Linked DNA regions of Homo sapiens: regions 2 and 3 are each linked to region 1. The links are chromatin contacts, found by Hi-C or POLR2A ChIA-PET in ENCODE. All regions are on one chromosome and are shown on one strand. The core of a region is the stretch at or near the end of the contact, and the rest is flanking DNA. Distances in the headings are between cores, read along the strand shown. Region 1 holds the start of RAB10 (RAB10, member RAS oncogene family). Region 2 has its middle 38 kb from the start of ASXL2. Region 3 overlaps KIF3C (kinesin family member 3C).

The links. Hi-C counts contacts between places; a loop is a spot of excess contacts on that map. ChIA-PET counts read pairs that join two places held with the same protein, here RNA polymerase II (POLR2A). Pooled maps may share reads with other maps.
Region 2: a loop to region 1 is called in a pooled map, with 2.3 times the contacts of the local background. The contact joins the enhancer-like site here to the promoter of RAB10 in region 1. A Hi-C loop is called at or near these places in 1 of 50 pooled maps. POLR2A ChIA-PET finds 5 or more read pairs at or near these places in 2 of 52 experiments (WTC11 and activated CD4-positive, alpha-beta T cell).
Region 3: a loop to region 1 is called in a map of dorsolateral prefrontal cortex, with 2.2 times the contacts of the local background. The contact joins the enhancer-like site here to the promoter of RAB10 in region 1. A Hi-C loop is called at or near these places in 5 of 168 maps with a recorded cell type or tissue (PC-9, dorsolateral prefrontal cortex, mammary epithelial cell and 2 more) and 14 of 50 pooled maps. POLR2A ChIA-PET finds 5 or more read pairs at or near these places in 8 of 52 experiments (A549, Caco-2, GM10248 and 4 more).

Annotation. Positions count from the first base shown.
Region 1 is chr2:26,032,597-26,035,633 of GRCh38, forward strand. It overlaps RAB10 (RAB10, member RAS oncogene family), which reads left to right and starts at 1,488. Exons shown (of 6, transcript NM_016131.5): 1 at 1,488-2,139. The coding sequence starts at 2,013. It overlaps LOC124907743 (a long non-coding RNA gene), which reads right to left and starts at 1,153. Exons shown (of 2, transcript XR_007086249.1): 1 at 1,082-1,153; 2 at 1-65. RefSeq lists a silencer at 1,154-1,383 and an enhancer at 1,694-1,743.
Region 2 is chr2:25,915,221-25,918,257 of GRCh38, forward strand. No RefSeq gene overlaps it. Among named protein-coding and RNA genes, the nearest start is that of ASXL2, 38 kb to the left of the region's middle. Within about 2 kb of position 1,416, at least 2 of the 41 ENCODE cell types and tissues checked have a DNase peak (open chromatin) inside an H3K27ac peak, as active enhancers do.
Region 3 is chr2:25,949,848-25,952,884 of GRCh38, forward strand. KIF3C (kinesin family member 3C) reads right to left here. Exons shown (of 8, transcript NM_002254.8): 5 at 1,942-2,058. Among named protein-coding and RNA genes, the nearest start is that of KIF3C, 31 kb to the right of the region's middle. Within about 2 kb of position 1,389, at least 4 of the 41 ENCODE cell types and tissues checked have a DNase peak (open chromatin) inside an H3K27ac peak, as active enhancers do; they include dorsolateral prefrontal cortex, where a contact is called at or near this core.

The DNA of each region.
Region 1 (3,037 bases), core at 238-2,737:
ACCTAGGTGTGCTTTGAGGGATGGATGTCCCTGAGAATGGAAGGTCAGCAGCATGCATACTGCAACTACAGAAGGGTAGGAGAGAAAAAGGGTGGCGTAAACAGGACTGATGGGGAGAGAGAACAGAAGGTAAAGCAAATGCAAAGAAAATGCGAGGGCCCGGGCGCGGGGGCTAACGCCTGTAATCCCAGCACTTTGGGAGGCCGGGGCGGGCGGGTCACCTGTCAGGTGTTCGACACCAGCCTGACTAACAGGGTGAAACCCCGTCTCTACTAAATACAAAAAATTAGCCGGGCGTGGTAGCACATGCCTGTAATCCCAGCTACTTGGGAGGCCGAGGCAGGAGAATCACTTGAACCCAGGTGGTGGAGGTTGCAGTGAGCAGAGATTGTGCCATTGCACTCTAGCCTGGGCAACAAGAGCGAAACTCCATCTCAAAAAAAAAAAAAAAAAGAAAGAAAAGAAAAAAAGAAAAAGAAAATGCGAGGAAACGAGCGAAACTCCATCTCAAAAAAAAAAAAAAAAAAAAGAAAGAAAAGAAAAAAAGAAAAAGAAAATGCGAGGAAGCAGGCTGTGTCGGACTGGGAGTAGGCTTGACCACCTTTCAATTTTCAACCCAGTGGTACGACGCTGGCGGCAGGCAGAGGCCCCACCTCCTCTGCAGAGCGCTCTCGGGTTCTCCCGGATTCCTGAAGGACGGCAAAGGCCTGAAGCAGGTTCTCTGAGCACCGCACAGAACCCTCCACTTCGCAGGGAGGTTCTTCCTGCGCCCAGGTGTTCCTCAACCTTCCTCTCCTCGCCCAGGAAGAGGTTGTGAGGATTACCTCATCCCAACCCGAGCGGCGTGGCCAGCTTTTCCATCTCAAACTCTTGCTCTTGAAGTCAATCCGGATGGAGCGCTCATGTTTCCCCGTCAGGGCTGGCCCTGGAGAGGGGGCACGCCGGGAGGCGTCTCGTTCTAGCAAAGAGGCTATTAAATGACCCAGGGCGCGGCTTTTTCTCGCGTTTACGAGCTCCACCTACACGGGAACACATGGCCACCCAAGCCCGTCGCTGCGCCAAGACCTCCAGCTCAACACACCCGACAAGCGCTGTGCAGAGAAACCGCAGCGCAGTCCAGCGGGAGACCCCGGGAGGGGAAGGAGGTGCTGGGCTCTGTAAGGGTGTCCCGGGGAGCGGGGAGCGGGAGGCGGGAGGCGGGGGTCGGAGGGGGGGCGCTGCGCCTGCGCAGTCGCTAGGTAGCGTCTCCCCCGGGGCGTGCTCGTAACGCCGCGCACCCTATCAGGCGGCCACAGGGAGCGCGCCCGCGGCCTCGCCCTTTCTCGCCCCTCCCTTCTCCCCTCTGGGTCCAGCCTCAGACTGAGGCTTGGAGACAGGAGCATTCCACTCGCCACTTCGGCGCGCCCCCATGCCCTCTTGTGCGCGTGCGCAGAGGCGGACCGCAAGGCTAGGGCGTGAGGGAAGGGCGGGCGTACGCCCTTGCGTGCGTCTCAGGCAGCGCGCACGCCGGCGTGAGAGGGCACGGGGAAAAGGTGGCTCTGGCCGGGGTGGCTCGGTTTCCTGGGGCTATGTAACTGAGCTCGTCGACTTAGGGGTCCTTCTTCGCTGCCCTCGCCGCGTGCTAGCAGGGAGTTTCCGCTCGGGAGAGAGACTGTCCTCACGCCCGCTGCGCCTCCTCGACGGCAGAGCAGGCTTGCTCGCCCGTGGGAGCGTCCCGGCCGAGAAGCCCTGAGGGGGGAGGGGAGGCCATTTTGTCCCGACCGACTCCCCGGAACCGGGCGGACGGGCTGGGAGAGGCTGCGGAGCCGCGGTCGCCGCCCTCGGAGGCACTGGACGCCGCCACTGTCGGGGCTTCCTCAAAGCTGTTCGTAGGTCGCCCGCGCCGTCTCGAGCCTTTTTCCCACGCTTCCCCGGTCCTCCGGCCTGAGAACGCCCGAGTGAGGAGTTGGCCGTAGTGAGAGGGACCGATCCCTTGGGGCCGCCGGCGGCGAGAGCCCGAGCCGCTCCTCCCAATGGCGAAGAAGACGTACGACCTGCTTTTCAAGCTGCTCCTGATCGGGGATTCCGGAGTGGGGAAGACCTGCGTCCTTTTTCGTTTTTCGGATGATGCCTTCAATACTACCTTTATTTCCACCATAGGTAAGACCTGTGGGAGGACGGTGTACGGTCTCGGTAGCTGCATACCGTTTATTTTACTCCAGACATCTTGCTTCCCGTAATATACGCCTTTGTTTCAGTGATTCCGATTCCAAACGACACATCCAAGTTACTGTTTGAATCGGCATCGAGCTTACTGGGGCGGGGTCTTCCCATGATTTCCATCCGGTCTTTTGCTTTCGAGTCTCCCACTATGCTCAGTGCCTTCTGTTACAAAATATGCATCATTTAACCATGTTCCAGAACCTTATTTCTTCAGGCGACTGGACTGGCTTTTTCCACATTTGCGTGGAATTAGTAGATGTGTGATATTTTTAAGGTATTTATTTCAGTGGTTGCGATTGAAGCAGTACTAGCTATTTGGGAAAGGCCTGAATTTATACTTTGGGGCAAAGAAAAGATTCCATATGGTGATAACTTAGAGTAAACTTGAGGGTTTCTGAGAAGAATAATTAAGGTAAATTAGAAGGGAAGAGTGAGTTGCCCTCATTCACTAATCCATTGATGTGTCAAACAATCGGAGGCTCTTCGCGCTTGGGGTGGGACTCTGGCATATTTGCCTCAGTGCTTTTCGAGACATCAACAGAAGCAGTAATCTGAGGGAGATGATCAGTTTCTGTCCTCAAACCCAACGGAGTGAAGTCAAGCTCTCTCTTCTATTTTATTTGACTCTAGTATTTACAGGAAAGTATTTTGCCAGTCATAGCCCTATGGACTTATAATGCACTTTCACCATGTTTCAGAATTACTTAGTGTGGAAGTAAGAGCTAAAGAGTGACCTTTTTAATCGAATTTCCCGTTTAGGAAAGGAAAAGGGAAGGCTCTAGGAAAGTCCCTTTTGAATCTGGTTAGAAAATTTAAGTGGCATTGACGCTAATTG
Region 2 (3,037 bases), core at 166-2,665, 120 kb before region 1:
AGTGGCACAATCATGATTCACTGTAGCCCGACCTCCCAGGCTCAAATGATCCTCCCACCTCAGCCTCCCAATTAGCTGGGACCACAGATGGGTGCTACTGAGAGGTGACAGCGTGCTGGCAGTCCTCGCAGCCCTCGCTCGCTCTCGGCGCCTCCTCTGCCTGGGCTCCCACTTTGGCGGCACTTGAGGAGCCCTTCAGCCCGCCACTGCACTGTGGGAGCCCCTTTCTGGGCTGGCCAAAGCCGGAGCCAGCACCCTCAGCTTGCGGGGAGGTGTGGAGGGAGAGGCGCGGGCGGGAACCGGGGCTGTACGCGGTGCTTGCGGGCCAGCGCGAGTTCCGGGTGGGCGTGGCCCCGGCGGACCCTGCACTCAGAGCAGCCGGCCGGCTGGCCCTGCCGGCCCGAGCAATGAGAGGCTTAGCACCTGGGCCAGCAGCTGCTGTGCTCAATTTCTCACCGGGCCTTAGCTGCCTTCCCGCCGGGCAGGGCTCGGGACCTGCAGCCCACCATGCCTGAGCCTCCCCGCCACTCCGTGGGCTCCTGTGCGGCCCGAGCCTCCCCGATGAGCGCCGCCTCCTGCTCCACGGCGCCCAGTCCCATCGACCATCCAAGGGCTGAGGAGTGCAGGCACACGGCGCGGGACTGGCAGGCAGCTCCACCTGCAGCCCCCGTGGGGGATCCACTGGGTGAAGCCAGCTGGGCTCCTGGGTCTGGTGGGGACGTGGAGAACTTTTATGTCTAGCTAAGGGATTGTAAATACACCAGTCGGCACTCTGTATCTAGCTCAAGGTTTGTAAACACACCAATCAGCACCCTGTGTCTAGCTCAGAGTTTGTGAATGCACCAATCCACACTGTATCTAGTTACTCTGGTGGGGACTTGGAGAACCTTTATGTAGACATAAATCTAGCTCAGGGATTGTAAATACACCAATCGGCACTCTGTATCTAGCTCAAGGTTTGTAAACACACCAATCAGCACCCTGTGTCTAGCTCAGGGTTTGTGAATGCACCAATCCACACTCTGTATCTAGCTACTCTGGTGGGGACTTGGAGAACCTTTGTGTCCACACTCTGTATCTAGCTAATCTGGTGGGGACATGGAGAACTTTTGTGTCTAGCTCAGGGATTGTAAACGCACCAATCAGCGCCCTGTCAAAACAGACTACTTGGCTCTACCAATCAGCAGGATGTGGTGGGGCCAGATAAGAGAATAAAAGCAGGCTGCCCAAGCCAGCAGTGGCAAGTGCTTGGGCCCCCTTCCATGCTGTGGAAGCTTTGTTCTTTCTCTCTTTGCAATAAATCTTGCTGCTGCTCACTCTTTGGGTCCACACTGCCTTTATGAGCTGTAACACTCACCGCGAAAGTCTGCAGCTTCACCCCTGAAGCCAGGGAGACCACGAACCCATCCGGAGGAACGAACAACTCCAGACGCGCGGCTTTAAGTGCTGTAACACTCACTGCGAAAGTCTGCAGCTTCACTCCTGAGCCAGCGAAACCACAAACCCACCAGAAGGAAGAAACTCCGAACACATCCGAACATCAGAAGGAACAAACTGCGAACACGCCGCCTTTAAGAACTGTAACACTCACCGCGAGGGTCCACGGCTTCATTCTTGAAGTCAGTGAGACCAAGAACCCACCAATTCCGGACACACGACCACACCTGGCTAATTTTTGTATTTTTTGTGGAGACTGGGTATTGCCATCTTGCCCAGGCTAGTTTCCAACTCCTGAGCTCAAGCAATTTGCCCACCTCATCCTCTGGAAGTACTGGGATTACAGGCATAAGCCACCATGTCTGGCCTATGCCCCCCTCTCTCTATATATACATAAAAAAAAATATATATATATATATACAAACACACACATATATACACATATATATATATACACATATATATACACATATATACACACATATATATATACACACACACATATGTATATATATATATTTTTTTTTTTAAGAGACAGGTTCTCGGCCAGGTGCAGTGGCTCATGCCTGTAATCTCAGCACTTTGGGAGGCTGAGGCGGGTGGATCACCTGAGGTCAGGAGTGCGAGACCAGTCTGGCCGACATGGAGAAACCCCATCTCTACTAAAAATACAAAAAATTAGCTGGGCGTGGTGGCGGGCACCTGTGATCCCAGCTACTTGGGAGGCTGAGGCAGGACAATTGCTTGAACCTGGGAAGTGGAGGTTGCAGTGAACCGAGATCATGCCACTGCATTCCAGCTTGGGCAACAGAGCGAGACTCCATCACAAAAACAAAAACAACAACAAAAACAACCAGATTCTCGCTCTGTTGCCCAGGCTGGAGTGCAGTGGTTTGATCCTAGCTCACTGATGCCTCGAACTTCTGGTCTTAAGTGATCTTCTCACGTCAGCCTCCTGAGTAGCTGGGACCACAGGAATGTGCCGCCACACCATGTTTCATCATGTTGGCCAGGCTGGTCTCAAACTCCTGGTCTCAAGTGATCTACCCGCCTCAGCCTCCCAAAGTGCTGAGATTACAGATGTGAGCCACTATGCCCAGCCTGCATATTTCTTACATTTTTTTTCTCAAAACATGTCTTTTCTCAGTTATATGCCTAATTTTGTTTCATAATTTTTATCCTTTAGCTTAATGAGAGTCCCTCCCTGCTACCCCTTCCCCCAAGTCCCACAAACCTTGGCTCTGCTCCTGGCTGAGACGCTTGGACTTTGCAAAGAGACCAGAGCCTAAGGAATACAGAGCATGCACTGTGAACAGGAACAGGGCCAGTGCATACAGCTGTGGCTAGAAGGCACAGGCTAAAGTGTAGTGGTGCTATCACAGCTTGCTGCAGCCTTGGCCTCATGGGCTGAGGCAATCCTCCCACCTCAGCCTCCTGAGTAGCTGGGATATCAGGCCTGTGCCACCACAGCCAGCTAATTTTTTTATTTTTAGTAGAGATGGGGTTTCACCATGTTGACCACGCTGGTCTTGAACTCCTGACCTCAGGTGATCCACCAACCTCGGCCTCCCAAAGTGCTGGGTGCTGGGATTACAGGTAT
Region 3 (3,037 bases), core at 139-2,638, 83 kb before region 1:
GCAATCCCAGCTACTGGGGAGGCTGAGGCTCGAGAATCGTTTGAACCCAGGAAGCGGAGGTTGCAGTGAGCCAAGATCACACCACTGCACTCCAGCCTGGGCGAAAGAGCAAGTTTCACTGCAACCTCTGCCTCCTGGGTTCAAGTGATTCTCTTGCCTCAGCTTCCCCAGGAGCTGAGACTGCAGGTGCATGCCACCACACCCGGCTAATTTTTTGTATTTTTAGTAGAGACGGGGTTTCACCACGTTGGCCAGGCTGGTCTCAAACTCCTGACGCCAAGTGATCCACCCGCCTCGGCCTCCCAAAATGCTGGGATTACAGGATTACAGGCATGAGCCACCATGCCCAGCAGAAAGACCTTTTCTTTTCTTTTCTTTTTTTTTTTTGAGACGGAGTCTTGCTCTTGTTGCCCAGGCTGGAGCGCAATGGAGTGATCTTGGCTCACTGCAACCTCCACCTCCCGAGTTCAAGAGATTCTCCTGCCTCAGCCTCCCTAGTAGCTAGGATTACAGGCGCCTGCCACCACGCCCAGCTAATTTTTTTTTGTATTTTTAGTAGAGATGGGGTTTCACTATGTTGGTCAGGCTGGTCTCAAATTCCTGACCTCAGGCCATCCACCTGCCTCAGCCTCCCAAAGTGCTGAGATTACAGACTTGAGCCACCACGCCCAGCTAGAAAGAACTTTTCTAAGCATAAGATAACCCTTCAGAGTGAAGCCTCGCCAGCATCCAACTCCAGCAAATGTCATTGGAGCAGTGGTTTTCTAGCCTGGCTTCAAATGCAGAATCACAAAACCTAAGACCTGGGACCCTTTAAATCAGACTCTCTGCAGGTATTCTAGCTCCAGCCAGGGTGGAAAACCTCTATGACAGCTGATGTACTATTGAGAATCTCTACCTAGATTGGAAAGGTGGATTGTAGGTGCAAAGTAATACCATTGAAAAGTCCTCTATTCACGTGCTTGCCACTTACAAACTTATGTGGTATCACCTTAAGTAAAATCAGCCTTTAAGAAAGATCAAATAGGCATCTAAGCTATAGTTGTTAAAAAAAAAAAAAAGAAGAAGAAAAGAAAAGGAAGAAAGGAAAAAAAAAATAACCAAGTAGGCATCTGATGCTTCAGTGAGAAGCTGTAGACCTCTTGCTAGCTTCCCATCCCAGATTTAGGGAGACTCTTGCCCTATTTTAACATTAATATTCTAGAGAGAGCAAATAATCTCCAGGAAGGTGCATTGGTGTCCAGCCTCCTAAGCACCTCTCTCTATATATTTGCAATTAAGGGCCCATGGTTCAGCCGGGCAAGGCCTCACTCTGTTGGGATGTTCTTCATGGCCACCAGCAGAGGGAGCCACACACCCAGCCAATGGCCGCAGCTGCACCCAAGGACTAGGACATGGAAACAGGTGGAAATGCTGAAATCACCCGGATGAGCGAGCGCACTGAGATTGGATCACAGCTCTATCACATCATGATCTGATTACTTATTTCCCACTGGACTGTGAGCTCGGACCATGTCTAATTTATCTTCTGTCTCCTGAGTCTTGCACAGCATCCGGCACACAGTAGCGCTTGGCAAATATTAACTGTGGTTGCTATTTCGGGCATCTGACAAATGAATATTCACCAGACCTGGCCAGATGTTAGCATTCGCTAGGATTGTCAAGAGGCTGAGATGCTCTTCCTCCCTCCCGAGATCCCTCACAAGGTATTTTCTGCATCCCAGGCCAATGAGACACTTTTTTTCCCAGAACACCCTTCCATCATAGAGACCCCTACAATTAGATCCTGAGAAATTCATCCCCCATCGGCATCCTCCCCATCTTTTCCCCAATCCACAAAACATCTGTCTCCCTGCAGGCAAGGCCTCAGGCCCCTCACCAGCCCCGACCTGGAGTGGACCCACAAGTCCCCCAGCCCAGACAGCTGGGTTAGAGACTCACACGCCGGCTGGCACCAGTGGCTGGAACTTCCACTGCTCCTCCTCACAGTCCAGGAAAAGCCGGTTCATGATCTTGTTCTTCTCCTCCGGCGGGATGAAGTTCTCGATGATTAGGTACCTGGGAGCAGGAATGAAGGAGTGATGGGAAAATGGGTGAGCGAGAGACCACGTGGTGCATGTGAGGGTTGAAGGATTAGAAGCAACAAGCCAAGAGGCAGAGGGGGCTGGGCACGGTGGCTCACGCCTGTAATCCCAGCACTTTGGGAGACCAAGGCGGGCGGATCACGAGGTCAGGAGATCAAGACCATCCTGGCTAACACAGTGAAACACCATTTCCGTCTCTACTAAAAATACAAAAAAAAATTAGCTGGGCGTGGTGGTGGGTGCCTGTAGTCCCAAGCTACTCAGGAGGCTGAGGCAGGAGAATGGCATGAACCTGGGAGGCAGAGCTTGCAGTAAGCTTAGATCACACCACTGCACTCCAGCCTGGGCGACAGAGTGAGACTCCGTCTCAAAAAAAAATAAGTTAATTAATTATTTATTTATTTTAAAAAAAGAGGCAGAGGCAATGTGGAGGTGGGGAAAATCAAGAAGTTAAGGGGAAAGGATCCCTACAGAAATACTGCAGCTTGAAAAATCACTGCTTCTAACAGGTACACAAAATTAGAAAAATGAATAAATACTTTTATTTGATAGCACAATAGGGTGACTATAGTCAATAACTTAATTGTATATATATGTGTGTGTGTGTGTGTGTGTGTGTATATATATATATATTTTTTTTTTTTTGAGACAGTTTTGCACTTGTTGCTCAGGCTGGAGTGCAATGGCACGATCTCAGCTCACTGCAACCTCCACCTCCTGGGTTCAAGTGATTCTCCTGCCTCAGCCTCCTGAGTAGCTGGGATTACAGGCACATGCCACCATGCCTGGCTAATTTTTGTATTTTTAGTAGAGATGGGGTTTCACCACGTTGGCCAGGCTGGTCTCAAACTCCCGACCTCAGGTGATCCACCTGCCTCAGCCTCCCAAAGTGCTGGGATTACAGGTATAAGCCAGCAAATTGTATATTTTAAAATAACTTAAAGAGTGTAACT